Regions from separate parts of the Homo sapiens genome. Here region 2 is linked to region 1. Evidence: chromatin loops called from intact Hi-C (ENCODE). Cell type or tissue: ovary. All regions are shown on one strand. Links, peaks and the distances in the headings refer to the core of each region. The heading gives the core; the rest is flanking DNA.

The links. Peaks named below come from ENCODE experiments on the same cell type or tissue, not always from the same donor. Only the 100,000 strongest peaks of a DNase experiment are listed, where the experiment ranks them.
Region 2: a loop joins it to region 1, with 4 times the contacts of the local background. A loop is called at or near these places in 6 of 110 quality-filtered maps.

Annotation. Positions count from the first base shown.
Region 1 is chr7:49,838,679-49,854,588 of GRCh38, forward strand. The region is part of intron 3 of VWC2 (von Willebrand factor C domain containing 2); the gene reads left to right. It also overlaps a transcript of ZPBP not described here. Among named protein-coding and RNA genes, the nearest start is that of VWC2, 73 kb to the left of the region's middle. RefSeq lists a silencer at 12,255-12,549. In ovary, for the core only: no CTCF peak of the experiment used is centred there; no DNase peak of the experiment used is centred there.
Region 2 is chr7:48,298,003-48,313,912 of GRCh38, forward strand. ABCA13 (ATP binding cassette subfamily A member 13) reads left to right here. Exons shown (of 62, transcript NM_152701.5): 23 at 364-485; 24 at 11,945-12,139; 25 at 15,065-15,229. Among named protein-coding and RNA genes, the nearest start is that of ABCA13, 130 kb to the left of the region's middle. RefSeq lists an enhancer at 273-1,472 and a silencer at 1,820-1,879. In ovary, for the core only: no CTCF peak of the experiment used is centred there; a DNase peak (open chromatin) is centred at 12,563.

The DNA of each region.
Region 1 (15,910 bases), core at 3,159-11,158:
CCATAAGGTTACAAGGGACATAGTAATAGCTACAATTTATTTTTTAGGACCTAAAAGTTTCCAGGATTTTCCAGGAGCTTTTTAACTTATATTAAATCATTTAAGCCTTACAGTAACACTATGAAATCAATATAATGTACATTTTACAAATCAGAAAACAAGGCTGAGAGGTGATATATAAGTTGCCCAAAGTCACACAACTGTTAAGATGTGCTAGGAACTGAATTGTGTCCTCCTAAAATTTGTATATTGAAGCTTTAATCCCCAGTGTGACAGAATTTAGAAATAGGGCCTGTGAGGGAGGTGATAAAGTGTAAATGATTTCCCGATGGTAGGGCCCTTCTCTGATAGGAGTGGGGCCTTTATGTAAGAAGATAAAGAGACCCCAGAGCCCTCCCTGTCTTTTTTGTGATGTGAGGACACAGTGAGAAGGCAGCTGTCTGTAAGCCAGGACAAGAGCCCGCACCAGACAAGAACCCACCTGTATCTGCATCTGGAAATTTCCAGCCCCCAGAACTGTGAGAAATACATTTCTGTTATTTAAGCTACCCAGTCTGTGATATTTTATTATGGCAGCACCAATATAAGAATGAAAGGCAGAATTTAAATTTGGCCTGTGTGTCCCCTGAGGTCTAATTGATACCATGGTACTTCTGCAGCAATGGGGATAACTTACAATATGTGATGTCATTTAATTTATATGCTCGTTTAAAACATGCTCTAATGCCATCAAATTTGAGGACAACCAAAGCTTCACTTGTTAAGAAATGTCTTTTATCCCTCCAAAATTTCTTGTTTGAACTGAATGATGTTTCACATTCTCATGATTAAAGCAGAGAGAAACCAATATAATAATTGTTGAGAAACCTAGGGGAGGTTTCACCTGGACAAGATCTGGCTGGAGGATTACCACCTTCAAACAAGAGCCAAAAAAAAAAAAGAGGTTTTCTTTGTCTGTTGCCAGAGATCTCTCATGTGGTACCCATGGTTAGAAGGCTGAGGACTATGTATGTTGGATCCATGCAAGTGGGAATTTGTAATATTTGAAAATGGCCAGAGAGGAAAGAGCTGCGTGCAGAAATAAAGCCACTTCACAAACGGGGCCTTTGACATGAACTCAAGTTAGGAGTGAGAACCACATGTTTCAAATCGTGACGTCCCATGTCTCTAGAGCCTAAAGTTAGAAGCATTCAAAGAAGATCTGGTGGTTCCAAGCTAAGTTTTTGTTGTAGCTGTTTTCCCAAATGAATGATTTCTAGGATCAGATCATGTTTTCCTAAAGTCAAAGCTGTGGCGAGGGCCCAGGCAGTAAGGTCTGTTTCCAGGAAATGGGTGCTGGGACGTGTCTATCTCGCCTCATGGACAACCCTGGCCCACGGGCTGACCAGGCTTCCGGAGCAGGAGCGCCTTTACTTGGCTCTCACTTTGCACCTCACTTTCCACCCGAGGAGAGCCTGTCTGAGAAGAGTGACTGTTCTTCCGTCAGTGGTAGAGAAAACCTAGGAAGCTATTTTCGAGAGAGTTGTAGATGAACAAATATGTTTCTTTGGATGCTAAATGTAAACTATGAAAATGACTATGGTGTTCTAGAGCTGTGGGGAATGTCTGGTGGTATGGTGGAGGGGCACGGAGTATAGGAAATTCTAGCAGTCATGCAGCAGATCATCAGCAGTGCTGAGGTTTTAATTGCATGTACTGTCTGCCTCGCAGGGGCCCATCACATCTGATTAGTGACTGATTCCAGATCCATCATTTGTTTATCAGGATGTGCCAGCTGCTGCTTGGTAGCCCCCAGCATGGTGGAAAGCCGTTTTATAAACCTCAAGTGCTGTGTAATAATGTTTAGCGGTGGGAGGGGGTGACTATGGATCACTGAGCACAAATCAGTCAGTTAGGTTCTCAAATAAATAAGTCTTTGTTAACTCCTCTGATTCTATTTTGTGAGCATAAGGAGTATTGGTTTGATTATTTTTTCTTCCCATATTACTAAGAAAATTGCTTCAGTGCAGCTTCAAAAGCTGTTTGCATAAAAAGCCGATTATTCACTCTTTTATTGTTCATTTTTGTGGATCCGGCATTCAAGAAAACTCTCCAAAATCTCTAGTTAGTTTCCCCGTATTTCAGGTTCGCAGTGAGTCAAGCCACTCATAGTTTGTCCCTCTCCATCCTTTCTCTGACCCCCGAGTCAGAGCTGTTGCCCTGTCTCAAGTTTTCTGCCTCTTGGTGAAAGCTGGTCAACACTATAGTGGGTTAACATGAGTGACTTGATGGGATGCAAAGAACAGACTCAGATGGTGTCAGGAGAAGAGCTAGAAGGAATACCTTTTTCAAGATTGGATGCCACTGCAAGGACAGAAAATTGAAATATTTGGTCTTATTTGGATTCCAGAGGAATGTGGACTGGAATTTTTTTCTGTCTGAATTATGAGACATAATGCATACAAGCGAAGCTGTCTGTTCTGGCCCAGGAGGGATTCCAGAGCAAGTGGCCTTTGTGCTCCAGACTCAAGTAACCAAAGCAAGAAAGAGGCCTGACTATTCCCTGTTTGCAGAGATGAATTCCACTTAGGCTTGTGGCCATGTTTTGAGAGCTAGTATTTGCTGAAACAGCCTAAGATGTTTACACATTACTTTTTTTTTTTTTTTTAAAGTAAGAGAATCAGGAAAAAGCAGTAAACAGAACAGTCAGCTCAAAGTACTGTAGGCAAGCAAAAAGAAACAATTTCATAGTGGAGGAATTAAATGAATTGGTGGAATTTAAGGTAGGGATTCAGTGTTTTAAGTATGGATATAAAATTTTCACTTAAACAGTACTGAGCAAGTCTTTCTTTTGGAAGTTTCATGACTCAGAGCTTAACTGTTATAGTGCATATAACAAATCGCCAGATATAGCAGATTTCCTAAAATGCTTTGGACGTGGAGCTTTTTCCCTCAGACCTTCCGGGAGGACAGAGGTTCTGTGGGACACACTCAGGGAGGCCCTGCAGTAGAAATGTACTTAGCATGGTTTGCATTTCTTCTAATCATTCATCCTACTTGATGCCCTTGTCCACACATTTCTTATAATGTGTAATAATTTTTGCAGACATTTTTCATGGAGTACCATTTTTGTGGGAAATCATGACCAAAGCAATTGTTTATATTATGCTTGATAGAAAATAACTCCTAGGAGGAGAATGTTGTAAATTCAACTCTTTTTTTTTTTAAGATGGAGTTTTGCTCTTATTGCCCAGACTGCAGTGCAATGGCGTGATCTCAGCTCACTGCATCCTCCACCTCCTGGGTTCAAGCGATTCTCCTGTCTCAGCCTCCTGAGTAGCTGGGATTACAGGTGCTCGCCACCACGCCCAGCTAACTTTTTGTATTTTTAGTAGAAACGAGGTTTCACCATGTTGCCCAGGCTGGTCTTGAACTCCTGACCTCAGGTGATCCACCCTCCTCAACCTCCCAAAATGCTGGGATTAGATGTGTGAGCCACCGCGCCTGGCCAATTCAACTCTTTTAAGTGATGTCATTAGTGTTATATAAATACTTGATAAATACATGTTAAATCTTAGTGGATATGCATGAACTAGTAAATGGCTATTGCAGTGCCATAGCTCATGAGAGATGTTATCATTCAGGAAATAAAAAGAAACCTAAAACTATATTATCTGTATACTTTAACTTACTTAAAAGTTACTAAAACGTCATGACATTTTAATTTTATTTTATTTTTAATTGGATGCCTTTAGGTATGATAGTTTACTGAAGTCAGTATAGGGGAGAACCTAAAACCTTAGAGATAATACAGGAGAGTAAATGAGATTAAGAAACTTGTGTTGAGAGTTTCACCATCCAGTGTAACTCAGTGACACAACAGTGAATCCACACCCTTACCTGTAGGATGCTTCCAGAAATCACCCTATAATCATGTGTCAGTGAACTTAGGAATGTTCTTATCAGGAATTGTCTGTATACTTGCAGAATAATTGTCTTTAAAGTTATTGGGAATAAATATGGGAGATAATGCAATAATTTGTGCAAGTCCAATATTAGTGATTTCCCTGGAGATGCTGAAATAGAGGGAAATTTCATAGTATGAATTTGGCCATGTAGCTTTAATACATGTCATCTAGAAGGTGGCCAGATTCTGTAGAAAAGAAGTGTGTTTACTCATGCTTTCACTGCATAGTAAAAGATATCTCATAATATTATTCATCTCCCGTTTCTGTTTTTTTTCCAACTTTTATTTTTAGATTCAGAAGAATACATGTGCAGGTTTGATACCTGGGTGTACTGTGTGATGCTGAGGTTTGGGGTACAAGTGATCTCATAGTGAGCTCATGAACTCTGAGCATAGTACCCAACAGTTTGTTTTTCCCCTTCCCTTTCCCCGAGTCGCTGCATTGCCCTCCTGCTCCAGCAGTCCCCAGTGTCTACTGGTACCATCTTTATGTCTCTAAGTACCCAATGTTTAGCTCCCACTTACAAGTGAGAACATGCAGTTTTCTGTGAACTTCTTGCTTACTGTAACCAATAAGAAGTGGAAAATATGGGAATTCCAATATTCTGCCATACTCATAAAAATCCAAATTCAAATTCTGGTTTAAACTTCATTTTCTCATGGGTGAGCCCCTTTCCTGATGGCTCCAGGAACATAAAGCTCTCAGAAACATCAGATGTGAAAAATCTCCCAAGCGAAGAGGAGACACAGCTCAGTGAGGCCCATGGACGTATTAAGCAAATGTTTTCAGAGATTGTTTATATGTGCCAATTTCTTATTCAAGAAATGAAAGGGTCTACCATTAATGAGTTTGGACAGCAGAGGTCCAGCTTACAAGCACTAATTCACGATAATTTGACTATTTTACTCAAGTAAAAAACAAACACCAAACAAAAAACTAATCATTCAATGAATGATTTTAGTTTTGTATGTACAGAAAGGTTTCCAGTTTGTAATGTCCACAACGTAGGTAAAGATGTCAAAAATGTCCCAGAGGGCTAGAGTCCTGCATGTTGGTTGGGGAGCAGCAACAGCTGAGGTCTATTAGAGACAAGGTCATAGAAGCACTGGGATGAGAAGCGAAGATTTGAAATGTTGCCCCCAGCGCTACAGGGCATTGTGCAAGGACTTAACCTGGGCACTGATGTGATGACAGTTCATCTTAGAAAACGCAATCTGTCAGTTGTGCAGAGGATGAATGGAAAAAAGAAGACCAATGGTAATAATCCCTGATAGATGGAGAGATAGCAGAGCTTTAAAAGATGAAGAAAAGGTGACAGTTAGGACTCATTCTATTACAGGGGCCTATGTGTAAGGGAAGGGAAAAAGTCAATGAAGATTTCTGGGTTTGGCCATGGAATTGGCTGGGTGATGATTCATGAAGGTTGGCAGCACAGGAGGAGACTGAGGGCAGGTTTTGCTGCAGGAGAGGATGGCAACAGGTGGATGAATGTGTGATGTTTCACCTAAGGTGTGTTTGGACCGCAACGTGGAAAGGTCTGCTCAGACGGGAATCGCACACTCAGAGTGGACGTCATGCATGCTAGTAGAGAATATCTCTACATCAATCCTTATGATGACTGGCTGAGTCCCTGAAGGGCGTCGATTCTATCCTCTCAACCTTTAAAGCAATTTAAAACACTGCAGTATTTACATTTGGAAATGTCATTAAGTTACTAAACTTTCCATTTTCACAGTTCTAGGTAAGCCAAGCCAGGTCTGTCAGAACGATCGGCTTTGCCCTGGCAGAGTTAGATAACTATAGATATGAAAGCTTCTAAAATATTGTCCTATAAATACTTCCCTGGGCAATATTTATACTATGTTACTCAATTAATTGTATATCCATTGCTGAATATAAATTTCTGCTTATTAATGGGCCATAAAATTGTAGCAAACAGAAGCCCTAGAAAGGTAATGCAGCATGGAAGATTGTGAGAGCCCTGGTCTTTGATTCAGACTCTGGTTTAGGGTCAATGGATCTGACACGTAGCAGCCACATTACCTTGGGCAAGTCACTTTTTTATTTTTATTTTTATTTTTTTTGAGACGGAGTTTGGCTCTTCTTGCCCAGGCTGGAGTGCAATGGCACGATCTCAGTTCACTGCAACCTCTGCCTCCTGGGTTCAAGCGATTCTCCTGTCTCAGCTTCCTGAGTAGCTGAGATTACAGGTGCCCGCCACTACGTCCAACTAAATTTTTGTATTTTTAGTTTCACCATGTTGGCCAGGCTAGTCTTGAACTCCTGACCCCAGGTGATCTGCCCACCTTGGCCTCCCAAAGTGCTGGAATTACAGGCAGCAGCCACCGCACCCGGCCGGCAATTCACTTTCGTCCTCATTTTTGGGCTTCACTTTTCCTTTTTCAAAAGGAAGTTATTTCCGAATGTTCTCACTTATAAATGGGAGCTGAACGATGAGAACACATGAACACATGGGCGGGAACAACACACACGGGGCCTGTCAGTGGGGGTGGGGGAAGGGAGAGCATCAGGAAGAAGAGCTAATGGAGCCTGGGTTTAATACCTAGGTGATGGGTTGATTGGAGCAGCAAACCACCATGGCACACGTTTACCTATGTAACAAACCTGCATACACTGCACATGTACCCTGGAACTTAAAAGTCGAAGGAAAAAAAAAAGGTGATAGATGATTTAAATATACAATCTCTAGGACTCTATCCATCTGTTAAGCATCTATGGTTTCTATAGAAACTTAGATTTTCACACACAATCTATAATTTCAACAACAATGCTTGTGATTATTACTATCAATATATTAGTGAGATAGCAAACCCTTGACATTTACTAGTTCAACTGTAAAAAACACTGAAATGTAGAATGGTGAAGGAATATATCTGAGAGAGAGAGGCAGGCAAGTTGTCTGTGTGAAATTGGTCAGATGCTAACACAATACAGAATATTTGTGGCCAAGAGGACTTCCTACCCAAAGTCAGTCTTCAAATACAGAAATTCCTAACTTTAAAATACCAACCTTCGGTGATACTTCAGAAGCAAATTATAATTCCTAATAAAAGACCTTGACATTGTAACAAAATTAAACCCAAGAGCACTTCCCAGTACAAAACAGACATCAGAATGACAGGGTAAGTTTCCCCTGTCTCTATGGCCACAGATATAGAACCTTGTGATGTGGGAGTGGCAAACAAACAGCAATGCAGGAAGGAAGAGCGAGTGAGTTAGTGTGAGTGCGTGTGCACACCCACACGTTTCTCATCTTACATATTCATCACTGGAGAGTTTTCACTAATGAGTCTTTGACACCTGCCCCTGTGGATATTTTGTTCTAAATGCTTCCTTGGTACAGTCATGATAAAAGACGGCTCCAGTCCATGGAAGTTATCCATGTTGTCCTGCTTTCCAAAAAGTATTTCAGGCAGCTTCAAAAATAAACATTGCTTTTTTTGGATGATATCACATTGCTTCTTTAGAGATAACTATCCCAAGGATCTAAGCAAGTCAATAGAGCCAACCAGACTTACTAAGATATGAATCCACCCCATTTCCAATACCTTTCCATCACTCCATTTGGTGCAAAGAGTCGCCCCCAAGACTGTTGCTCCAACCTGCATGTCGCCACTTCCTCTGTGGTAAATATGGAAAGAAATTTGATGGACTAAAACAATAACAACAACAAACATAGGTCTTTACCTGCACTTCTGTGATCTGGTCTCTTAACAGCTGTCCACTGTTGCTGCTCCCAGAACTACATGCAGGGCTCCAGCCCTGTGGGACATTTTTGACATCTGCAGAACAACATAAAGTTCTCCCTCACTTCCACGTCTTTGCATATGCCTTTTTCTGTGCTTGGAGTGTCATTTCCAAGCTTCCAAATTTGGCCATGGCCTGACAGTGATGAGCTCAAGGCTTATCACTGTAGAAAGCCTTGTGGGCTAAGACAGATGGCTCTCTCCTTTTCTCCTTATTACACTGTTATTATTATTGCCATACTTATTTCCTGCATGAAACTGTGAGTACCACAGAGACGTTTTCATCACAGTATCCACTGTGCCTAAAGAGCAAAGAGCAGATAATGCTTAACTCCCTGAGCTCCACATTGGTTGAATTAACTCATAATTTCCTGATATAGGAATGCATACATTTTCCCTCCTTTATACATATGTAAATTTCCCCAGCCTCATTTGACAGCCAGAGAAGTAGGTTCCTAATCACTCTGACACCTTGGCAGTTTAGCCTAAATGAGGTAAAATATTATGATACAAATATCTGATTGTTTTTCTTTGAAGGAATAATTAGCAGTTTGACAGATTGCATATGTGAATTATTCAGTGTGAGGCTGTAAATTTCCTACCTGCAGAATTTAACTCTAACTTGCAGTGAGCAGAAGGTCTGTGTCAAATTGGGATGTCTTTGAAAATGTTGGCTTGTTATTTGCAAAGTTTTTAAAAGAATAGCAAGCTGTAGAGAGGGACTTGTGACACGAATAGGTGTATTTTAAAAGGGTCACTGCCAGGATATAAGAATCCCCTGTGGGATGTAATATTAAGACACAAAAATGTGTGAACCTATTATAATATAATATAATATAATATATATAATATAATATAATTAGGTTGTAAATTCCACATCTGACTAGTATCATTTGCGACTATTGACAAGTTACTTATCCTCTTTAATCCTCTATTTCTGAATACTGAAATTGGCATAATAGTGTTATCTGTGCTGTAGAATTGTTGCTGAGAGGGTCAAATAGTGAATGTGTGTGTGTGGCTTGAGCACAGAGCCTTGCAGGGATCCCTGACCATTATTAGTTTAGTGCTATTACTTGTGACCCTCCCAAGGGCAAGGGTTTGAAAATGTGGGTTTTATTATTGGGTATGGTAAGGTCAACAGATCATGAGATGATCATCATTGTTCAAAGAGAGTTGGTTATACTCAGATATCCCAAGAGAAGAGGGTGTTCTATTGAGGAACACACAGGGGCACGCTGGCCTGGGTCAGGAGGCAGAAGAAGCTGAAGTAAAATATGAGCAAAAGCCCTCATGGTGGCTTCCACGGGAAGAAGGGGTGAGGCGGGCTTAGGATTGGCTACTTGGAGTGATTTCAGCAGACTGTGAGCACAGGAACTGCCCCTGTGTCTGGAACCTGGCCCTGATGATCAGAAGAGGTGGACAGTGGCTCTCAGTGTGAAAGCCCGCAGAGGAGGTCATGGGGATGTGAGCTCTGATTGGGTAATCAACAAGAAAAGTGCACTCACAGGTGAGTGGTTTACTATCTCCTGGAATGGGTTAGCACTGGGAGGGGCAGTCCCTCCAACGTCAGCAAGGCTCAATGTCAAAGCATTAGAATGCAGAAAATGAGATAGGGCTAGCACAGCATGTTGCTTCCACAGCAACATGGGTGGGAAGTCGGAAGCTTCTACAGGTCTCAGTCGCTAATTAGATCTGTCTCTGGGAGAAATGTAACAGGAGTCAGCTTTGTGAGTGGGATGCCCTGTCTAACCAGTGGGGGCTGGGGAGGCTGCAAGATAGGGGCCCAACTTTGAGTGACGTATGAGTTTTGCACTTATGCTGCAAGTGTCTTTGGGAGCAGTCTGTGGTGCAGCACTAGCTGTCCAGAGAGTGTCACCCTCCCACCTCCACTCAGAGCCTCCCACGGCAGGGTCTTTCCAGGATCTTCTCTCTCCTGTGGGGTAGCTCCAAATGTCCTGCTCCCCACTGACAAGAGGAAGCAGGCGACGCCCTGCAGTGTGTGAGAGCCGGGCATGGCCCCGGACCAGCTGTGCATCCCAGGACACATGGGATCCTCTGTTTCCAGCCCACCTGCCCAGGGTCGGCTGTGGGCCATAGGAACTGTTGCTCAGTGAGCCCAGAAATGGTGTGTCTCCTGTAGCTGTGGTCTGCTCTCTCGTTTCCTGGTTTATCACCCAGCTCCTCTCTAGCTGCTCTCAGGAGCCATCTTTTCCCTTTCTCCACTTGTAAAATCATGTCAAAAATATGTGCATCTATAAATCATTGACTGTCGTTTCTCACCTCCTCAGACCTTATATGTTCAAAGGCAAACACATTTTTGTGTTTTGTATGAATCATTTCTCTCACAGGTTAATAATATAAGTGGATATTTTGGTAACTGTTCTTTGGCCCTTAAATTATTTTTTATGCCACAATTCAAATACACTTTTATAGTATAGTCAATAAAATGATTACATTGTGTCTAATTCAGTAGACCAGAAAGGAATCTAGACAGAACACACCTCTAATAATATTTTCAGAATTTCCTAGTCTCTGTATCTCTTATATGATAGCACAAAAAGTTATCTAAACTGTGGAAAATGTGTGTTGATTATATCTGCTCAATACAGTAGCCAATTGTCTCTATTTCTCTTTAGGTCCTGCTTGCTTCATGTATGACAAATGTGTTGGTGCGCTTCCCTCGCATTTCTTGTCCTACTGTACTGTATTTCTTATTTCTCAGAGTTTGACTTACATATCCCAGCAGTTCATACCCTACAGTCCCAGGGAAACCCCACTGGATCCCGTGAAGCCTCGGCTGTGGGGGGAAACCAATACAGTCACCATCTCTTTATCACAAAATGCTTTTGTCTTTTATGAATGAATTTCCCCGAGGAGAGAGAGAGAAAGTGCTAGTTTTATTAAATCTGCTCAAAAGTAATTCCTTTGATGAACTGGCTGGGGGCAGCACTGGAAATTAGATGGCTAAGAAGGGAGTTTAGATTTGCTGTGTGTCCTGCCACTGCTCCTGAGGGCTCCAAAAGCAATCAGCTCTGCTGGGAGCAGACTGTCAGGAAGGGTCCTCGCGGGTCTCTGGATGGGGTTTGGATCTCCCTTCTGAAGTGCATCTTTCTGCAGCTAACTGGCATATGCACCCCTACTCCATGCCACATTTCAGCCCTTCTACACACACACACGCTGCCTCTTTTTGTTTCACAAATGTAAATGTTCTAACCAAGACTCAGTGTGAGAACATGCACCATTAGATAGAGTCTAACGCTGGGTGCTTGTTTCACCATTTGGTAGTGCCCTATTTATTTCAGGGAGATTGTGGATGTCAGCAGAAGCCTGAAGAATGGGCAACCAGCCTGTCACTTATTCTGCTCTCTGAGAGTCTGACTTAATAAAAGTGGCTCCTGCTCTAACCAAGTCTTGGGGTAGAATCACTTCTCAGATTCTAACCTGCGAGGCCAGTGAAGCCTCATATAGTGGGACTGAGAGGACCCTGGAGAGACTGAGCACAGTACCATAGCACAGGTACAAAAAAATTCAGTGCAATAGTACAGCATGGTGCACAGGAAGACTAAGCACAGTACCACAGCAGGGTGTGGAGGAAGACTGAGCACAGTGCCACTGCACAGTGCACAGGAAGACTGAGCACAGTATCCTAGCACAGGTGCAGGAAGACTAAGCACAGTACCACAACATGTTGCTGTAGAAAAACCAAGCCTAGCACATAGCATGGTGCTGCAGGAAAACAGAGCACAGTGCTGTAACGCAGTATTCAGGAAGACTGAGCATAGTACCACAACACAGTGGTCAGATAGGGTCTGTCATCAATGAAGGTTTGACTGTAGTAACCTGTCCACTTCATGCCACACACCAGGGACCTAGAATTACATCATCACCTAGGAATTTGCCCTTTATTTTAAGTCACATTGTTTAACACACCTGCCATCTGCCAGTTCCATTGGTGAGTCCAAGATGAACAAAACTGGCCAGTGCCATGACATAGCTTCACATCCAGTGTAAGAGGCCTCCTGTCTTCCTGTGGCATCCTTATAAGCCAAGTATTCCTGGAACTATGGAAGGAGTGGTAGCTTAGGCACAAGGAGATGGACAGGGGCTCTGCAGGAGGTCCTGAAAGAGGAGAGGAGCATTAGCTCACAGGTGCATGCATGAACTCACAAGATGTCCACACACAGCAGCCTCATCAGTTTTTAGTAGGCCAGACCATGTCTAATTTCATATTACCTAAAGGATCAACTGTTTGTGATTAGGAGATGTAATGCCATCTTCTGGAAAAAAGCCAGTGTCAGACAACTTGTGTTCATGTATTGGTCTCCAATATCTCACCTGTGTGACTTTCCCCAAATTACTTCACCCTGCATAACTCTCAGTTACATCATGGGTACAGTGAGCTCCGTGTATTTACTCAGCAAGCATGTACTGCCATTACATTTGGTCAGGCACTGTGCTGGCCATAGTGGACACCGCACCTCAGGATGACTCCCTGTGGAGAAGGCTGTGTGAAGTGATTGTGGCACCAGGCTCCATTAGCTCCCTGGGGCTGCCACAGCAAATCCCACAACCTGAGAACCTGAGTGGCTTTAAGGAATGTCAGTTTACTCGTCCGCAATTCTGCAGGCCAGAAGTCTAAAGTAGATCAAGGTCCCACAGAGTCAGTTTCTTCTGGAGGTTCCGACGGCTGCTCCCTTACATGCCTCTCTCCTGGCTCCTAGTGGCTGCCCGCCACCCTGGGCTTCCTGGGTTTTAGAGGCTTCACTGCAGGCTCTGCCTCCGTCTTGATGTGGTCTTCTTCTCTGTGCCCGTGTCTTCTCCTTTTCTTATAATGACACTTGTCATTGGATTTAGGGCCACTTGGGTAATCCAGGATGATCTCATCTCCAGACCCTTCTTAATTACATTTGCAAAAACCCTTTTCCAAATAAGGCCTCATTCATGGGTTCTCAGTGGACAGACATTCTGGGAGCCACCATTCAACTCACTCTGGTGCTAAACACCAGAGCCTGGCTCATAGCAGACGGGCACTTAAGGATGTCTGCCCACAGGAAAGGGGACACTTGCTTAGCGCAATGTTATATTGAAAGTGCTCCAGCAGATCTGACAGTGCCACATCACAGTGTGTGAGTGAACAGAGTCCAGGCTCTGGGACCAACTCTGAAATAAAAAGTCTGCTACAGGCCAGGCGTGGTGGCTCATGCCTATAATCCCAGCACTTCGGGAGGCCGAGGCGGGTGGATCATGAGGTCAGGAGATCGAGACCACCCTGGCCAACATGGTGAAACCCTGTCTCTACTAAAAATACAAAACTTAGCTGGGCGTGCTGGCACACGCCTATAATCCCAGCTACTTGGGAGGCTGAGTAAGGAGAATCGCTTGAACCCAGGAGGCAGAGTTTGCAGAGCCGAGCTTGCGCCATTGCACTCCAGCCTGGGAGACAGAGCAAGACTCTGTCTAAAAAAAAAAAAAAGTCCACTACAAAATGGCCAGACCCCACAGAGCATTCACACCCACAACACTGGATCTCTAAAGTTCAGTGGGCTCTTTCCCACTCCCGTTCTAAGGACTGCTAGGCAGTGAAGATGGCATCCTCATCCCCTGTAGATCACTGCTGTCAGCCTAGGGTCCGGATTTAATCCGGATTAAACCAATAACTGTATTGAGCAGTCAGGATGCTGGGAGCCCGACAGAGGCCAGCAGGCACCAGTACCACCTGTGTCTGCTTTCTGGAGAGTCGGTCATCAGGCCAGAGCTGGTCTCTCTGCCCTGTGGCCACTGCCTTATCTCAGACCCTTACTAACATGGCCTGCATCAAAAGTCCAGCCTCAAAAGCTCTTCCTTTTCCAGGTGAGTGACCCTGGAGCATCAGGGGGTCATGGTGGCTCTGTGGCTGTGCTCTTCAAGGACCAAGGACATGCATGCAGATGACATTGCAGGCTCTGGTTCAAAGAAGAGGCCTGGCAGGCATGAGCTGGTGGTTGTCCTGGCCTGTTCACTCATCTCCTTAACAAGGTGACCGGTGCTGTTTTGCACTTGCTAGAAATCTGATTTGTGCATGGCCTAGCCCTTTAGGGAGATAATTTCTTTCCATCTTTAAACTAACCTTTATACTTCTTAAAATTGGGGGGGCAGAAGGGCCGAAGATCATACCTGGGGATAATGCTATTTAGTGGTTTTTCCTGTTTCTGTGGCTTTTTGAGAAGTGATGTTTGTGAGGAGTGAGGGGTGGGTGCAAGGTGATGTCTCACCTCCCCTCTTCAGAAAGAGCCCTACCACCTTGGTGTGACGGATGGGGGACGGGCCTTGCTCCTACAGATCAAAATCTGCGGGATTTAAGTGATCGTCTTAATCAACTTCTTCCAAACCCTGGTTCCTCCCTCTGCTCTCAAACTCCCAGATGTGAGGAACATTTGGCCATGACTTGGACTCCGTCTCCATCTAGTGACTGGCTCCTTGAACTACAGTTGCAGATGGAAACTGGCTTCTGTAAAGCCAGGGCACTCTGTGGACTTGGGTAACTACAAGAATGAGTGTGGAGAAGTTAGGCCTCCAAACAAATCCAGTCCTTTATCACCACAGTTCTACTCCAGTCCAGAGCCCTTTCCTCTTCCTCACCCCACACATTAAAAACAACAGCTGCACCAAGGACAGAAGCGGAGGCCACAGGAAGGCAGCATGCCCAGCTCTTGCTGCAGGCTGAAGGCAGGCTCCCAGGCTATGGGGCAGGGCTGCGGGCTCTGAACAGGAGCAGTCACTGGGGTGGACTTGGTTTTGTTCTGGATCCCAGTTTGAAGGTGAGGCCTCTCGTGGTCAGGCTCTTGCTGCCGTGTGGAGTGGGCATGTTCTGCATGGCAGACCCTATCAGGTATGACTGTAGTCTCCCTTAGGAACCTGTGGCCGGCCCCCAGCACTTGCCCATGGGGGCACACCCCTGTCCCTCCCCAGGCCCAGGAAGTCATGCCTGAAGTCTGGACTGGTCTTTGGCCTCAGGAGATGCTGGCAGCCAGCCTATCTGTTCTGTGCCAGGAGCTCTGCTGGGCATCGGGGCATATTAGGGACCCAAACCCCATCTCTGCCCTCCAGTGTCTTACAGTTCAAAAGACAGAGTGGAATAAGATAGGTCCTAAGTTTTTGGTTTTTTTTTTCTTTATCACGGTAGACTATAAACCCTATAATGAGATTAAATGAAAGAATTTACATAAAGTATGTTTACGAACATACTTTACGTAACATAAAGTATGTTTATGAACGTTTGTTTTTCTTCTTGTCATTTATTATTGCATCCTTTTTCTTTAGGAGCATTAAAAACATTTAATTTTTTATTTTTTTATTATACTTTAAGTTCTAGGGTACATGTGCACAACGTGCAGGTTTGTTACATATGTATACGTGTGCCATGTTGGTGTGCTGCACCCATTAACTGGTCATTTACATTAGGTATATCTCCTAATGCTATCCCTCCCCCCTCCCCCCACCCCACAACAGGCCCCGGTGTGTGATGTTCCCCTTCCTGTGTCCAAATGTTTTCATTGTTCAATTCCCACCTATGAGTGAGAACATGCGGTGTTTGGTTTTCTGTCCCTGCGATAGTTTGCTGAGAATGATGGTTTCCAGCTTCATCCATGTCCCTGCAAAGGACATGAACTCATCCTTTTTTATGGCTGCATAGTATTCCATGGTGTATATGTGCCACATTTTCTTAATCCAGTCTATCATTGATGGACATTTGGGTTGGTTCCAAGTCTTTGCTATTGTGAATAGTGCCGCAATAAGCATACATGTGCACGTGTCTTTATAGCAGCATGATTTATAATCCTTTGGATATATACCCAGTAATGGGATGGCTGGGTCAAATGGTATTTCTAGTTTGAGATCCTTGAGGAATTGCCACACTCTTCCACAATGGTTGAACTAGTTTACAGTCCCACCAACAATGTAAACGTGTTCCTATTTCCCCACATCCTCTCCAGCACCTGTTGTTTCCTGACTTTTTAATGATCGCTATTCTAACTGGTGTGAGATGGTATCTCATTGTGGTTTTGATTTGCATTTCTCTGATGGCCAGTGATGATGAGCATTTTTTCATGTGTCTGTTGGCTGCATAAATGTCTTCTTTTGAGAAGTGTCTGTTCATATCCTTTGCCCACTTTTTGATGGGGTTGTTAGTTTTTGTCTTGTAAATTTGTTTGA
Region 2 (15,910 bases), core at 7,602-15,601, 1.5 Mb before region 1:
CTCGAACTCCTGACCTTTGATCTGCCCACCTCGGCCTCCCAAAGTGCTGGGATTACAGGTGTGAGCCACCACACCCAGCCAGAAGAAACTCTTTCTAAAGTAAATGTTCTTAAAACATACAGGCCTTAGAGAGAGTAGACCAGTAACCAGAAAATACCACAGAACCTGGCATTTTGGTTTATTGTCATATAAATTATTTAAGTTATTCCCAGGGGAGTAAGGTATGACTTTATTTAGTGATTTATGGGTTGAATGGTGTGAAAGAAACTATCCTAGCCAGGTTGTAATATCAAATTTTGTTTTCGCAGTCAGTAATGATCTAAACCTTTATTACACAAATTTCTTATTTTCCTTACTTTGCAGATGTAAAAATAAAAGATTTGATGAAGAATATCACCAAGTTGACTGAGGAGCTTCGCTCTTCCATCCAAATCTCGAATGAGACTATCCATAGCATTCTAGAAGCAAATATTTCCCACTCCAAGGTGTGGTGCTGTTTCTTGTCTGTCTGTTTTGCTCATGGAAGGAGCCTTAGCCTGAAGTCACTGGCACTGTGTTGTCCTTTCTTCCTTCTTGCCTTCCTCTCCTTTGGCTAGTGTAGTGGGTTGCTGCACAAATGATATAATTGGAGGCAGAAAGGAAACAAGAGAACAAGCAAGGAACCAAAGGGTGTCATTGTCCCATGCCAAAATCTTAGGGTTTTTAATTCCATAATATTTTCTTTATTTGGAGTTAGAACAAAGTTGGTGATTATTTATTCTGTTGATTTCCAGCCCTGATGCATGACACCTGGGAAGGGTCTCGGCTTGATTCAGCAGGTGTTGCAAAATTCTTAAAATACCCAAAACCAAAAACAGCTAAAAATATCTTAAGAATCAACTATGACTTCCTCTGAGTGGAGAGTGACTGGGCACAGTCTGACTATGTGCTACCGTAGTGAATCACTGTGAACGCAAATGAGTAATGGCAGGCTGTGTCATCTCCAAGCTGAAAAATGTGATAAAACAATCAAAGAGCTACTGCAACAAACCAAGGGATGAGTAACACATACGGGCCACATGGGGTATGGTTTCTCTGTGGAAAAGGGGAACGGGGACATCTCATGTTTTCCACAGCAGATATCACCTGGATCCTTAGCAGGAGATTTTCTGAGACAGCTTTCAGCACTTCTAGTTGGGGTTTTATCTTCCTGTACAGAGAACCTTCCAGAAGTAGTAACCGTGGAGCTGACTCGTAAGTGAACGTTGCAATTGACCATCAACTGGGCCCCAACACACGTTTAATATCATGTCAATTCTGGTTAATTGGGGCTTATTGCAAGCTTGACGGGTGGACTAATGAAGAATTAATCTAAATTAAAAAGAGATTAGAAGCTGGGAAACCAAAATTCAAATGACAGTGTCACCAAGTTACTTATAATAAGGCACTTAGTATTTATCTTCAAGGAAAAATGTCAAATTCAGCTTATTAAACATGCAAGAGCCAAGGAAAGCAGGGGGCAGTGCTGAAATTGTCTCTTCCCTACCTCGCATGATGCCTTATAGAGAAACAATGAAGATTTTTGGTTTAAAATCTTTAGTTATTGAAACGAGTAATAGGGGAAAGAAGCAGTGGAAGGAGTAATCGGAGCAGCTACCTGGGAATGTTTTAAGACCAGGGTCAGATTAGCTAACTTCTGGGGTCCCTTTCAAATTCAGTTTTATGATACTTTTTGGGTTTGGGCTCAACTGTTTTTGATGACCACTGCCTGATGAAACAAGTGGCCACTGGGTGTCACTGCTGTTCTATTATGGGAGGGCTGTGCACAGAGAAGGCTCCTGTGGTAATGTGGTATTGTCTTGTGTAGATGGTTCTGTAGTGCTTTTTTTGCACTCTGTGTATCTTTCTCTACCTCTTTGTCAGTATGAATCATTATGATCGCCTAAACAGCTGGACAGTTAAGTAATTGGGAGGAGTATTTAAAAAGTTGCATTCTTGCGTTTCAAATAAGTAATGAGATTATTTGCTTTGATGGTTAAGTATATCCATAAATGCACATGTATCTACAGATCCTAGGCAAGGAATTAACATTAGGTTAGGAGGTGACACTTTGGATACTTGTTTTTTCTAGATTGTCAGGTTTTTAGCAGCACCATATTATTTCTAGTATCCTTTTCTTATCTTTCTTCCTGGGTTTCTCTACCATAGCTTTAGTCAGTTTGCAAATAATCACATCAGATTCTTAGTCCAGGCTGTTGGTGGCATGCAGGGAATACTCTTCAGTGGTGCTAAAGCCCTGGCAAAATTGCAGAAATCTTCATTCATTCATTTCTTCCTTTATTCACTTAGGAGGTTTCTGCATGACAGGCATGGTCCCAAAAACTTGGGCTCAAAGCCCGTGCTCCAAGGGAGCCAATGTTCTGTGGGGGATGACACAGTAAATATGCAAACAAAAGAAGGTCAGTGTTAAGAGACCAGAAAGTTCTATCATGCAAATAGAACACAACAATGAGGACAGGTGGTCCCTGGAAGCCTCCCTGAATCGGTGAAGATGGATGTCAGACTGGAATGATGATCTGCATATGAAGAGCTATATGAGAGTCACAGAGCTGGGGCATTTCTGTCAAAAGACCAGAGACAGGAGTGAGCAGAAGGAGGCAAATGCAGCAGATGCATGGATACCATCTCATTTTTCTTTCCTGCCCTCTTCCCTGGCTGCAGAGAACCTGCCATGGGCACCCACCCATGGGAATTTCCTTTTTCTTGCAGAGCTCTATTCTCTAATATCAGCATCACCCAATTAAAACCACAAATCACAGGGGCTTCCTGGACACTGGAGCCCATCTAGCCCAGCCTTCTGTCCTGGGTTTGCATCCTGTCCACCTGCCCTGTGAAGCACCCATCCACTTCATGCTGTGTTCCTATGTTTTAGGCACATGTTCAAATCAACAATGACTTCCTTCTTTGTGTTGGGCCAAATTTTTATTCTTTTAAAATTAGCAATGAGGCCAAAGTGTCAGGACCCAAATAGATTGAGAGAGCAATCAAAAGTCGGCCCTCTGTCCCTTTATTTTCTGTGGTAAACAATTAGGCAGAGTTCAGAGGACTTTTGCTTGGAAGATGAATATTTTTTCACAGTCCTCAGTGGATTCATTCTCCCCGCGCCACAAATCTTAAGGAGGAAGGGAGAGGGCATTCCCTGAAAGTTCCAATCTCTTCTGGGAGGCTCCTTCAAATGGAAAGGTATTCTGAATTTTTTTTCTTTCTGTTTCTTTTGAGCAGAAATGATTGAGTTTGGTGAATCTGGTCAAATTTCCTTATCTCACTTGGGGCCGGTCCTGGGGGCTGGTTCTGTCGGTTGCGACATTAACAGAGCTGCTGGGCATAATTTATGGAGAGGGAGAGATTCCTTTTAGGAGTTTGGAAACATTACACATTCCACTTGTTTTAATACATGAAGTTTGTTTCCTGGAAAGCTCCAACAGATAGTTCTTGGTGAAACTCATTTCAGAGCAGACACTGGTCAAAATTTGCTCATTCTTTTTTTTTTTTCTTTCTCTGAAGACAAAAAGTAATTAATGTGTGACTAGAGTTATGGGTTTCTGGGATCATGAGAAGTTTGGCCTGAAGTTTCCTGGAAGACACCATCTGTCATGTGCAGAGTCTCATTCTAGAGAAAGTCCTTCCTAGGCCTTAGACTGCTTGTCTGGCTCTGTCACCACATCAGGAGATTGGGGTTTGTGGTCCTTGTAATCCAGGATTCACAGAATGAAGTGCACACACCCATCCACCACCATCTCATTCTCTGGTGTTCTTAGAGTAGGGCTTTTCTCTTTGATTTGTTTGATTTGTTGTCCTACCAGAGTATTCTCAGTAAATGTGGTAGGTTCTCATTAAACATTCACTAAAATAAAGTGAAATTCCAGCTACTCTCCTTCCATTAAGTCAGCTAGCGTTTCTTAGGTTTATGAAAGCCACGTTACCTTATTTGCTCATTAGGAATTCTGAGAAATGAGTATTGTGCTAAGGGCATTTGTGTCTCATTTAACTCCCTCTGAGCAGGGCATTTCTCTTCTTTCACAGATGAATGTGATGCTGTGGAAGTCACAGCTGGGAGAGGGCCTGAAATCAAACCCACGTCTTTGAACTTGAACTGTGTTATTCTTCCATCACATGATGTTATTGCTTCAATTTGTTACAAATTAATAGTTCTAAGAAAATTACTGCTTGCCGATGGGTTTCCTCTTCTCCTACTTGCACTTATGTAAATATTTTTAAACCTTAATTCCCCAATTGGCATTGATCTCTGCAAAAATGCTTCTTGCTAATTTTGGCAAAATATTTTTTCCTTTTTATTTTTAAAAATTAAACTTTTATTTTAGGCTTAGGGGTGCATATGCTGGTTTGTTATATAGGTAAACTCGTGTCAGGGGGTTTGTAGTACAGATTATTTCATCACCCAGGTATTAAGCCTAGTATCCAATAGTTATTTTTTCTGATTCTCTCCCTCCTTCCAACCTCCACCCTCAAATAGGCCCCAGTGTGCTTTGTTCCCCTCTTTGTAGCCATGTGTTCTCATTATTTAGCTCCAACTTATATGTGAGAATTTGCAGTATTTCATTTTCTGTTCCTGTGTTCATTTGCTGACGATAATGGCCTCCAGCTCCATCCATGTCCCTCCAAAGGACATGACCTTGTTCTTTTTATGGCTGCATAGTATTCCATGGTGTATATGTACCATATTTTCTTTGTCCAGTTTGCCCTTGATGGGCATTTAGGTTGGTTTCATGTCCTTGCTATTGTGAATAGTGCTGCAATGAACATACATGTGTAGGTATCCTCATGGTAGAATGATTTATATTCCTTTGGGTATACAGCCAGTAATGGGTCAAATGGTAGTTCTCTTTCTAGTTCTGTGAGGAATCGCCACACTGGTTTCCACAATGGTTGAACTAATTTACATTCTCACCAGGAGTGTATAAATGTTCCCTTTTCTCTGCAACCTCATCAGAATCGGTTACTTTTTTGACTTTTTAGTAATAATCATTCTAATTGGTGTGAGATGGCATCTCATTGTGGTTTTGATTTGCATGTCTCTAATGATCAGTAATATTGAGATTTTTTTCATATGCTTGTTGGCTGCATGTATGTTTTCTTCTGAAAAGTGTCTGTTCATGTCCTTTGCCCACTTTTTAATGAGGTTGTTTGTTTTTTTCTTGTAAATTTTTTTTAAGTTCTTTATAGATACTGGATATTAGACCTTTGTCAGATGCATATTTTGCAAAACCTCCCGTTCTGTAGATTGTCTGTATACTCTGTTGATAGTTTCTTTTGCTGTGCGTAAGCTTTTTAGTTTAATTAGGTCCCATTTTTCAATTTTTGCTTTTCTTGAGTTTGCTTCTGGCATCTTCATCATGAAGTCTTTGCCCATTCCTATGTCCAGAATAGTATTACCTAGGTTGTCTTCCAGGGTTTTTATAGTTTTGGGTTTTACATTTAAATCTTTAACCCATCTTGAGTTGATTTTTGTATAGCATAAGGAAGAAGCCCAGTTTCAATCTTCTGCACATGGCTAGCCAGTTATCTCAGCACCATTTATTGAATAGGGAATCTTTCCCTATTGCTTGTTTTTGTCAGGTTTGTCGAAGATCAGATAGTTATAGGTTTACGGCCTTATTTCTGGACTCTATTTTCTATTAGTTCCATAGGTCTATGTGTCTGTTTTTGTGCCAGTACCATGCTGTTTTGGTTAATTGGATATTCTTTCAAGGTGTTTTTTGATATCAAATTCTGATACTTTAATTTGCAAAGTATCATTTTTTTCTCTCAACTTCATCAGTCACCAAAAGATGAGAGTATCTTTTATATTTTCATCCAAGTCGTTAGTGCAGAAAGATTACCATGGCATAGGAAGGTATAACCTAACACCTATTTATTTGTTTGGGCTCTTAAATCAGTTGCAACATGTCTGTCTGGGGTGTCTTGGTAATTTATTAGCCTAATAATTTCATCATTAAAAGAAAATGACTTTATATTGACATGGCTCATTGATCATGACTGTATCGACATGGTTTCCAGCAATTTTCTTTTTCTTCAAGGGCTTACACATAATCTTTTGGATAATCCATGATTAGAATTCTTCAAGAATTGACATTATTATCTATTAGTAATTTCTAAAGTCTACTTTACAAAATAAAACCTGGATAGTTTTTATTTCCATCACGACTTCTTAAAAACTGTAGATAGTAGAACTGTCACTCTTTCTGAAGGCATGAAGAGGGAACAGGGAGAGAGGGAACTGGAAATGGAGACAGAGAAGTTGGTGGAGAAGGTGGCCAGACAGCAGCCATGGCCTCACTGAAGAACTACAGCCAGGCTGAATGGTAGTTCTCTTTAGGTTCTTTGAGAAATCCCCACACTGCTTTCTGCAGTGGCTGAACTAATTTACATTCCCACCAACAGTGTATAAATGTTCCCTTTTTCTACAATCTCACAAACATCTTTTATTTTTTGACTTTTTAATAATAGCCTTTCTGACTGGTGTGAGATAGAATCTCCTTGTGGTTTTGACTTGCATTTCTCTAATGATCAGCGATGGAACAATAGACATGGGGGACTACTAGAGGGGGACTACCAGATGGGGAGGATGAGAGGGGGAAAAAGAGTTGAAAAACCACCTATTGGGCACTATGCTCACTACCTGGGTGATGTGATGGTTCATACACCAAACCTCAGCAACACACAATTTACCCAGGCAACAAACCTGCATGTACTCCGTAAACCTAAAATAAAATTTGAGAAAAAAAGGAACTGCAGCCAAATGATGCCTGCCTTACTGGGCAAGGACACCATTGGCACTGCCCTAGAGGCCAGCTGCCAAGATGCTTATCCACAGATCTCCTAGGCATCCTGTTTTACCCTTCCAGTGTGAAGATGTTTCTCTTTAGGAATATGAAAACCAAGAAGGAATTAATTAGTTCTCTTAAGTGTAATCATCATCCTTAATCAATAAACCCACCTAATTCTTATTCATCTTTTCCCTTAAATATCCTGTAAGTCAAAACTGTGCTTTTGCTGGCAGTGACTGATAGGCTTCTTAGTAGTAACGTCATTTTTGAGCACTTATATACACTACCCCTGAGCTGAATGCTTTACATCTCATTTAATTCTCCCAACAACCCTTTGGAGCCCTTTGTCTTTTATTGTCATCCCTGGTTGTATAGACAAAGAAACTGAAGTGTGTAGATGTTAAGCAGCTTTCAGGAAGTCAGACGGTAAGAGCTGGAGTCAGGATCCACCACCTTGCCACAGTGTGGCTTCAGTCCTTCTGGCCAGGTTCTCGCAGCCTTCTCCTGCCCTCCGATGCTCATCTCTTGTACTTGCCTCTTTATCCTGTGAGCAGCTCTGAGCTCAAATGGGTCCCCAATGGCAGAGAGCCACACTGCTCCTCTCTGAAGGGCGTAGGGCCTATTTTTAAATACCTGCGCTCCTTTCATTGTCTTGTCTTACAAATTCTAACTTGGCAGACTCTCTCTCCCCATCATCTCCAGTTCCCTTGAATCACTGTCCGTGTTTCCCTTCCGGTCACAACTGAGCTGAGGGCAGCCTTTCCTCCCATGCTTTCCCAACCTCTGAGTCTACAATGAGCAGCTGGGCAACATGGAGGCCATCTCTGGTGCTCTCCTCTGAATGCGATTCGGGTTTCAGCAGATGTCCAATAAACAAAGCTCTTGCTAAAAATGCAAATGCCTCTCCTAAGGATCATTGTCATTTTTAAACCACATAAATACTCAGATAATTATCTAAGTGGCCAAGTGTGTATGAGCCAGGCTCGCAGGGCAGAGAGGCATCGCCCTGGATCCTAAGCCCCCTTACAGCTTTCCAAACCAAACACTGACACACAGGAAAATCAGCAGGAACTTGGCATTCTGTTTCTGATAATTTGCAGCATTAGCCTATGCAAAGCCCGAGATAAAAGGTGCCTGTTTTACTTTGAATAGAAATCACACAAGATATTTCCAATCAAGCACAACTCAGTGTTGTCTTTGCTTTTCTAATCTTCCTCCCCTCCTACCTACTCTCAAACAGGAACAACGAACGAACGCAATACAATCTTTAAAAGATAAATAGTAATATTTGGAAAACCACAGGAAAGGAGAGGGAGCAAATGTGCTGCTGGGGCTGTGGCTTCTGTGCATTGTGACTGCGGAGCTTCCACATGACAGGGTGTGGGATCCTCTCTATTTGGTAAAAAGAGATGTAAAAAATTTCAGGACAAATATTTTTTGTCCTGGGACTAGACTCTAAAAAACGTATTAAATATGATCTTGCATGGGGACCACTGTGTGACATGCTAGAAAGTAATTAATACAAATGTTCTATGACAAATGCAGAAAGGACTCTCATTGGGCCAGCTTGGGTTGATGCTCATGAAAAGCCAGGGTGATTCCCCTGAATTGGGGGTTTGGATGAGGTCCATTTTGAGGGATAGTTTCATGCAAAAGCCTATTTTGTGGGACTGATCAAAGAGAGGCTCCTCTTGTGAAAGCAAAGGGTAGATGCCTATATTCTGCTCCCAACCTCCTCCTGAGAGCTTCCCCTCTGCCCAGAGACAGCATGATTGAAAACAGTGGCATTAAGGAAAACTTCACCAATGTGTGTCTGCACAATGCCAGCCCTATATGAAAAAAGGTCTTTTTGGTAAGTTAGTGATGAAAATACTTAATATCCTTTCTTAAAGACTCAAAATGCACACTAGCATACTAGAGTATCATAGCCATTGGTGATGATTAATTTTGTGTGTCAACTTGGTTAGGCTGCAGTACTCAGATATTTGTTCAAACATTATTCTAAATGTCCCTATGCGGGTATTTTTTAGATGACATTAACAGTTAAATCAGTAGACTTTGAGTAAAGAAGATTACTCGTCATAATGTGAGTCAGCCTTATCCAATCAGTTGAAGGCAAAAAAAGTAAGAAAGTCCCCCAAGGAAGAGTAAGTTCCATCTCCAGGTAGTCCGCAGATGTGAGCTGCAATGTCAGCTCCTTCCTAGGTCCCAAATCCGCTGGCCCACCCTGCAGATTTTGGGCTTGCCAGCCCCCACATTTGCATGAGCCAATTCCTTAAAATAAATCTCTCTCAATGTATGTATGCTATGTGTCACTTAATGACTAGGATTCATTCTGAGAAATGCATCATTAGGTGATATCATCATTATGTGAACATTATAGTGTATACTTACACAAACCTAGCTGGTACAGCCTGTTACACACCTAGGCTATATGGTATGGCCTGTTGCTCCTAGGCTACAAACCTGTACAGCAGGTTACTCTACTGAATACTGTGGGCAATTGTAACATCGTGGTAAGTATTTCTATATCAAAACATAGAAAACACAAGAACGTATTTTACTATACCTGTTCTAAACATAGAAAAGGTACTGAAAAATATGGTATAAAAGATAAATAAAATGGTATGCCTGTATGGGGCACTTGGCATGAATAAAGCTACAGGACTGAAGTTGCTCTGGGTGAGTCAGTGAGTGAGTGGCAAGCGGATGTGCAGGCCTAGGACATGCCTGTACACCACTGTAGACTCAATAAACATTGTGTGTTTCTACATTTATAAAAAAAAATTTCTTTCTTCAATCATAGATTAACCTTAGCTTACTGTAACTTTTTTTACTTTATAAACTTTATTTATTTATTTATTTTTTTAAGACAGAGTCTTGCTCTGTTGCCCAGGCTGGAGTGCAGTGGCACAATCTCGGCTCACTGTGAGCTCCACCTCCTTGGTTCAAGCAATTCCCCTGCCTCAGTCTCCCAAGCAGCTGGGATTACAGGTGTACGCCACCATACCCAACTAATTTTTTTTGTATTTTAAGTAGAGACAGGGTTTCACCATGTTGACCAGACTGGTCTCAAACTCCTGACCTCAGGCAATCCGCCTGCCTTAGCCTCCCAAAGTACTGGGATTATAGGTGTGAGCAACTGCACCCTGCCGAACCTTTAAAATTTTAAAAAACTTTTGGACTCTTCAGTGATAACATTTATATTAAAACACAAATACATTGCACAGCTGTACAATTGTTTTCCTTTGTGTCCTTATTCTATAAGCTTTTTTCTATTTTAAGTTTTTTTACTTTTAACTTTTAAAATCGTATTTTTAAAAATTAAGACACAAACACACAGTCTAGTCTAGGCCTACATGAGGTCAGGATCATGAATACCACTGTCTTCCACTTCCACAGCTTGTCCCACTGGGCGGTCTTCAGGGGCAATAACATGCGTAGAGCTGTCGTCTCCTGTGATAACAATGCCTTCTTCTGGATACCTCCTGAGGGACTTGCCTGTGGCTGTTTTACAGTTAAATTTTTTTTAATAACTAGAAAGAGTATACTCTAAAATAATGATAATATAGTATAGTTAGTACATAAACCAGTAATATAGTCATTTATTATCCTTGTCACTATTATGTACTGTACATAATTGTGTGTGTGATACTTTTGCTATGAATGGGAGTGCAGCAGTTTTGTTTACACCGGCACTGCCACAAACACTTGAATAATACGCCAGGCTACAACACTACAATGGCTGATGTCACTAGAAGATAGGAATTTTTTCATCTCCATTATAATCATATTTTTCATCTCCATTATAATCTTATGGGACTACCACCGTATATGTGGTTTGTCATCATGTACCAGATAGCGATATTTTGGTCAACAATGGACCCCATATAGGATGGTGGTCCCATGAGATTATACTACTGTATTTTTACTGTACCTTTTTACTGTACCTTTTCTATGTTTAGATATGTTCAGCCACACAAATACTTACCACTGTGTGACAACTGCCTACAGGATTCAGTACAGTGACACGCTGTACAGGTTTGTAGTCTAGGAGCAATAGACCATACCCTATAGCCAAGGTATGTAGGAGGCTGTATCATCTAGGATGCTGTAAGTGCACACTATGATGTTCACACAATTAAACAATTACCCAATGGTGCATTTCCCAAATGTATCCTTGTCATTATGAGACACATGACTGCACACACACACACACACACACACACACACACATTCTCTTGGTTCTGTTTCTCTGGAGGACCCTGACTACTACACCATTATTTATATCTTACTGTATTTTGGGAACATTTTATGGCATCTGTTGAGTTCTCCGTGCTCTTCTTCAGAGAGCATGGTTCCTATTCACATAGGTTCATGCACTTCGGCCTCAGTTGGCCTGAATGTTTCACAGCAATCATACCCATCAGGAGCAAAAACATGGAGCAGGAAGTATGGTTTTTGTTTTATTTTGCTTTGTAATTTGGCATATCACAAATGTCCTTAACTGAAAAGCATACCCAAATGAAGAGGTGTGTCAAAGCCTTTAATTGCGATGCATGATAGTAATAAACTAGAGACTAATATAAGTTGTCCTCAGTGCCTCCTTCTGAGTGTACTTGCTTTAAAAAAATATATAACAAGCTTGGTAATCCTGTTTTCAATCTAAAAATGAAGGAGCAAAAAATATCAGCTTCACACTGATGACGGTGAAAAGTGGAAGCTGATAAACTGAAAGCCAAGGGTAAGACTTAATATCAGACAAACGAGACACAGATGCTAACTACGGGGGTGGCATCGGAGGGTGGGGGCTTGGTGGGCATTCAGAGTGAGCCTCGTGGAGAGCAGAGGGACAGAGTTTCAGAAGGGTGATCCAAAGACCTCAAGCGAGGGCAAATTTTATAAGAAGTCAGAGAATGATGTGCGCACTTCAGAAACATTTCCATCAAAATGTTGAGAATCGAACCCCAGTTTGGGCTCCCCGCATCTGCAGGTCAGTCCCGGGAGTTGGGAAATCCACTCTTGGGCGACTCCCTGCCGATGAAGCTCCGGTCTGAGGTGGTGAAGCACATGACGTCATAGGTATACTCACCTCTAATCTCTGTGCTTTGAAACAGGTTCTCTTCAGTGCCCTCACCGTAGCTCTGTCTGGAAAGTGTGATCAGGAAATCCTTCATCTCCTGCTGACATTTCCCAAAGGGGAAAAATCTTGGATCGCAGCGGAGGAACTCTGTAGCCTGCCAGGGTCAAAAGTGTATTCTCTGATTGTGTTGCTGAGTCGAAACTTGGATGTGCGAGCTTTCATTTACAAGGTATGGAGAGCATGCTGGCTGGGGGCAGTCCTCTGCAGGACTCTGCTGTGGTGGCTGCAGATAAGTACAGTAGTCCTAGGGGTGCGGCAGTGGGAGATCAGCACCTGGCCACTCTGCAGTGGTCTCCACCAGCCTCTGGTGTCACCTGTTTGCTGAATCCAAGGTGGGGCTCAAGAAGACTTTGTTGTAATAAAGGGATGTTCAGGAGACCCTTCAGGGGGTCCTTGGAAATAAGTGTCAGGGCATTGGGACAGAGTTGGTGGTGATCTCCATGCTCATTGTGGAAGGACCCACTGCAAAAACACAGCACCGCTTCCTAATGCCAGGTGTTCTCTCCTCTGTAAGGGCCACCTCCCTGGAGCATGTTTGAGGAGGCTGGGATTGTGCATGGTCCACTCCTGAGCGGCCCGAGTTAGGTGCTGCTCCCTGCACGGTGGCCCTATCTGTCAGCGGGAAGCATCCAGCTCTGCCAGGGCCTGCCCTGGAGAGAATGTGGAGGGGTGGGCAGCACAGGAAGCCCAATCCCCTGTGTGTGCCGGCTCTGACAAGCATGATCCTCTGACAAGCAGCAGTGTGAGGGCAGGGAGGGACTGGAGGAAGCTAAAGATGATGAAGTCTGCAGGAGAGAGTGGAGAGTGGGAAGTGAGGAGGAGCTGGGGCAAGCCCAGGCCCAGCACTTTCCGGACGGGCCCAGAACCCATGTAGGGGCAACCTAGCTCCAAACCACAGCTCACTGCTCTCAAGCTGCCCCTTCCAGAAGCTTCTCCTCCTTCTGGCCTCTACTGTTTGAATCTTTACTTAAGTTTCCAGAAGCTTCCCCTCCTTCTGGCCTCTACTGTTTGAATCTTTACTTAAGTTTCCAGAAGCTTCCCCTCTTACCCTTAGGCACTGATCTTGCTCCAAGTACCATTGTTTTCCCTTTAGGGAAGTATTTCACAACCTCTGGGTTCATTAGAGAGGCTGCAGGGTTTGTACTATGGTAAGGTGGCTGTAGGCACCCTGAGTTTGGGTGAACAGTTTTATAGTCAGCAAAGGGTAGATTTGCCATTTCAGCCACGCATGATTTCCTTAGTTTCTATTACTTCAAGAGTCCAGGGAGTAAATGTTGGAATGAACACACACACACCCACACACACACACTCCAAGAACAAATATTTGTTTTCAGAATGATTACATTTTAAACCCATAAGGAGGAGAATAAACATTTCTTGCATCCCCATAATTTGCAAACCCACCTCTATCTTGGTGGAATTCGTATTTTTCGCTAACATGCTTATGGTTTAGCTCTGCATTTGCTCACCACAGCCTCTCTTCCAACTTTACAGTTTGCCTTTTGGGAAACAGAGCTCCCATTGGCACGATGCTACTTTAGTGGCCACTTTGTTATGTGCACAAAGGTCCCCGATTTGAAGTAAGTGCTTGTAGAGGCCCACATAATTACTGTGACAAGGGCCATCATCTGTACCAAGATTTCTTTGAAGGATAAGATAGTGGGTTGGATTCAGTCTCCCAGACACAATGAAAATGACATCATCATTAATAACAACAGCTCTTATTTATCAGGTACCTTCTATATGAAGGGCTCTATGAAAGTTGATTAAATACAAGATATGGCTCAGGATGTTAGGGCAGCCCGACCTCCATGTGAGGGCCACGTGCAGGTGCAGCTCATTCCCAAGTCCATGTACTTTCTGATTCACTCAGCTGACAATGAATTTCTGAAGCCTTCAGCAAAGCACAGTTTGCTATATTAATTCGGCACATCAATCTGGTCTCTTGGAGCTGCGCTGGATCCCTGTCACTCCCCACCATAAGTCAGGGGCCAGTCACTGTGTGCCACTTTTTTTTAAAGGGCAGCTGCAATTAGAAAGATGAGTAGAAGAAGTGACAAAAGCTACACACCATTTCTCCTGCTAGAGTTGTCTCTATAGTATGAATGGACAGAATTCTGTCATTATAAGCAGAGTGCCTCTGTGAAGGATGGAGCTGTGATCCCGGAGCCCTGAAAGTCATCTGCAGAGCTAACAGCTAAAACACTAATGAGCAAAAATAAGAAGCAGTGACAACTGGGTTCCTCTGCCCCAGCCTGGAAAACAGAAAATTCAATATCCAAATGACAGACAGTGGAAATTAGCTGTGATTTTCCCTGCTCTGTGCGAAGAGCTGGCATTTCCTCATTTATCCATTCATCCAACAAATATTTATTGAGCAACTAATATTTCCTGTTGCTATTTTATGCCCAGTAGCTACATGAAAGATCAAGACAGAAGAAAAGCCTTGCCTCCAGTGTAGAACTGAGAATATGAAAAAAAAAAATCATGTAAAATACAGAGCATTTCAGTTGGTGATAGCATAAGTAAGCTTCAGAGGGCACTGACATTTTTAAAGAATCCAGGTTAAATTCACATCCCTGAACCTTTCTAACTGTTAGACTTCAGGAAGACTTTTAATCTCCTCAAGCCCCAGTTTTCTCATCCACAAAACGAACAGTATAATGCACATCCCCAAGGTATTAGGAGGATTGAGATGATGTGTGAATGCTATGAATACTGTAAAGCAGTAGATAAATGTAAATTGCTTCACATATAAGGACTGCTCATATTTTGAGCCTCTTCTCAAATTTCCACCTTGGTCACCTCAAAGATACAAAGAAATATTTGGCAAATGATTTGAATTTTAATGATAGATCACATTTGTTTCTGGTTTACATTTTAACAATGCTAGTGCAATTCAGTGTGCTCCAAAACACATGAGCTATATATACTCTAATGAAGATAACTTTCATATAGTACCGCAAAGGCGTCTCTGAAGTTCAAGAGAGAATAAAATCAGATAAACAAGTTTTCACAGCTCAAAAGATGCTTCTGAGTGTAAAAATACAGTGTTGGTTATTTCATGTTGTTTTGTTTTTGTTTTGTCCTTTAGACTCTGATGCCTTCTGAAGCAAATGGCTTGCTCAACTCCTTGCTGGATATAGTTTCCAGCCTCAGCGCCTTGCTTGCCAAAGCCCAGCACGTCTTTGAGTATCTTCCTGAGTTTCTTCACACATTTAAAATCACTGCCTTGCTAGAAACCCTGGACTTTCAACAGGTGTGTGTTTCATCTTTGTCCCTAGGGAAATATTCAAATTTGCCCCTTCTTTGTATTTGCCCCTTTTTGCCTTTATCTTCCCACATCTAAAATTTGCATTAGACAGCAAAATACAGGAATGAAAGTACCTTTTCATATCTCTGGAAGCAACAGCATAACATAGAATAAGGCCTGGCATCTCTCTAAAAACTGCATGAAACTGATATTGTTGATCTACATTCCACCAGTGTGGAGATTGGGATAGTACATGCATTATCTATAAAGTAAGAAATTACTAACTCAGTTATTGCACAGATGAGATTTCAAGGGCCTGTTTAACTTAATTCAGAGAGCAAATTGCTTTCAAAAACCTTAAAACATATATTTACTTATAAATAATTGGCTTACAAGTTACAGATCATTTACTGCAAATGCAAACACAAACTTGATTTAGTTTAGTGACTTGATGTTAGGTTTTGTTTGAACTCTTTTTGCCTGGGATGGAACTGACTGGGCACGAATGAGGAGGAGTGTGGAAATTTTAGGGTTGGACGTGTAGGATGAGGAGCAAGATAACAATGTTCTCAGAACTGCCTTGGAGACAGAATGTAAGTCCATCATGTGATAGATAATTTGTATAGCTATAAAATATCTGGATATCTTGGTAGCATAGACATACATTAAGACTAGTAATTAGTCTGA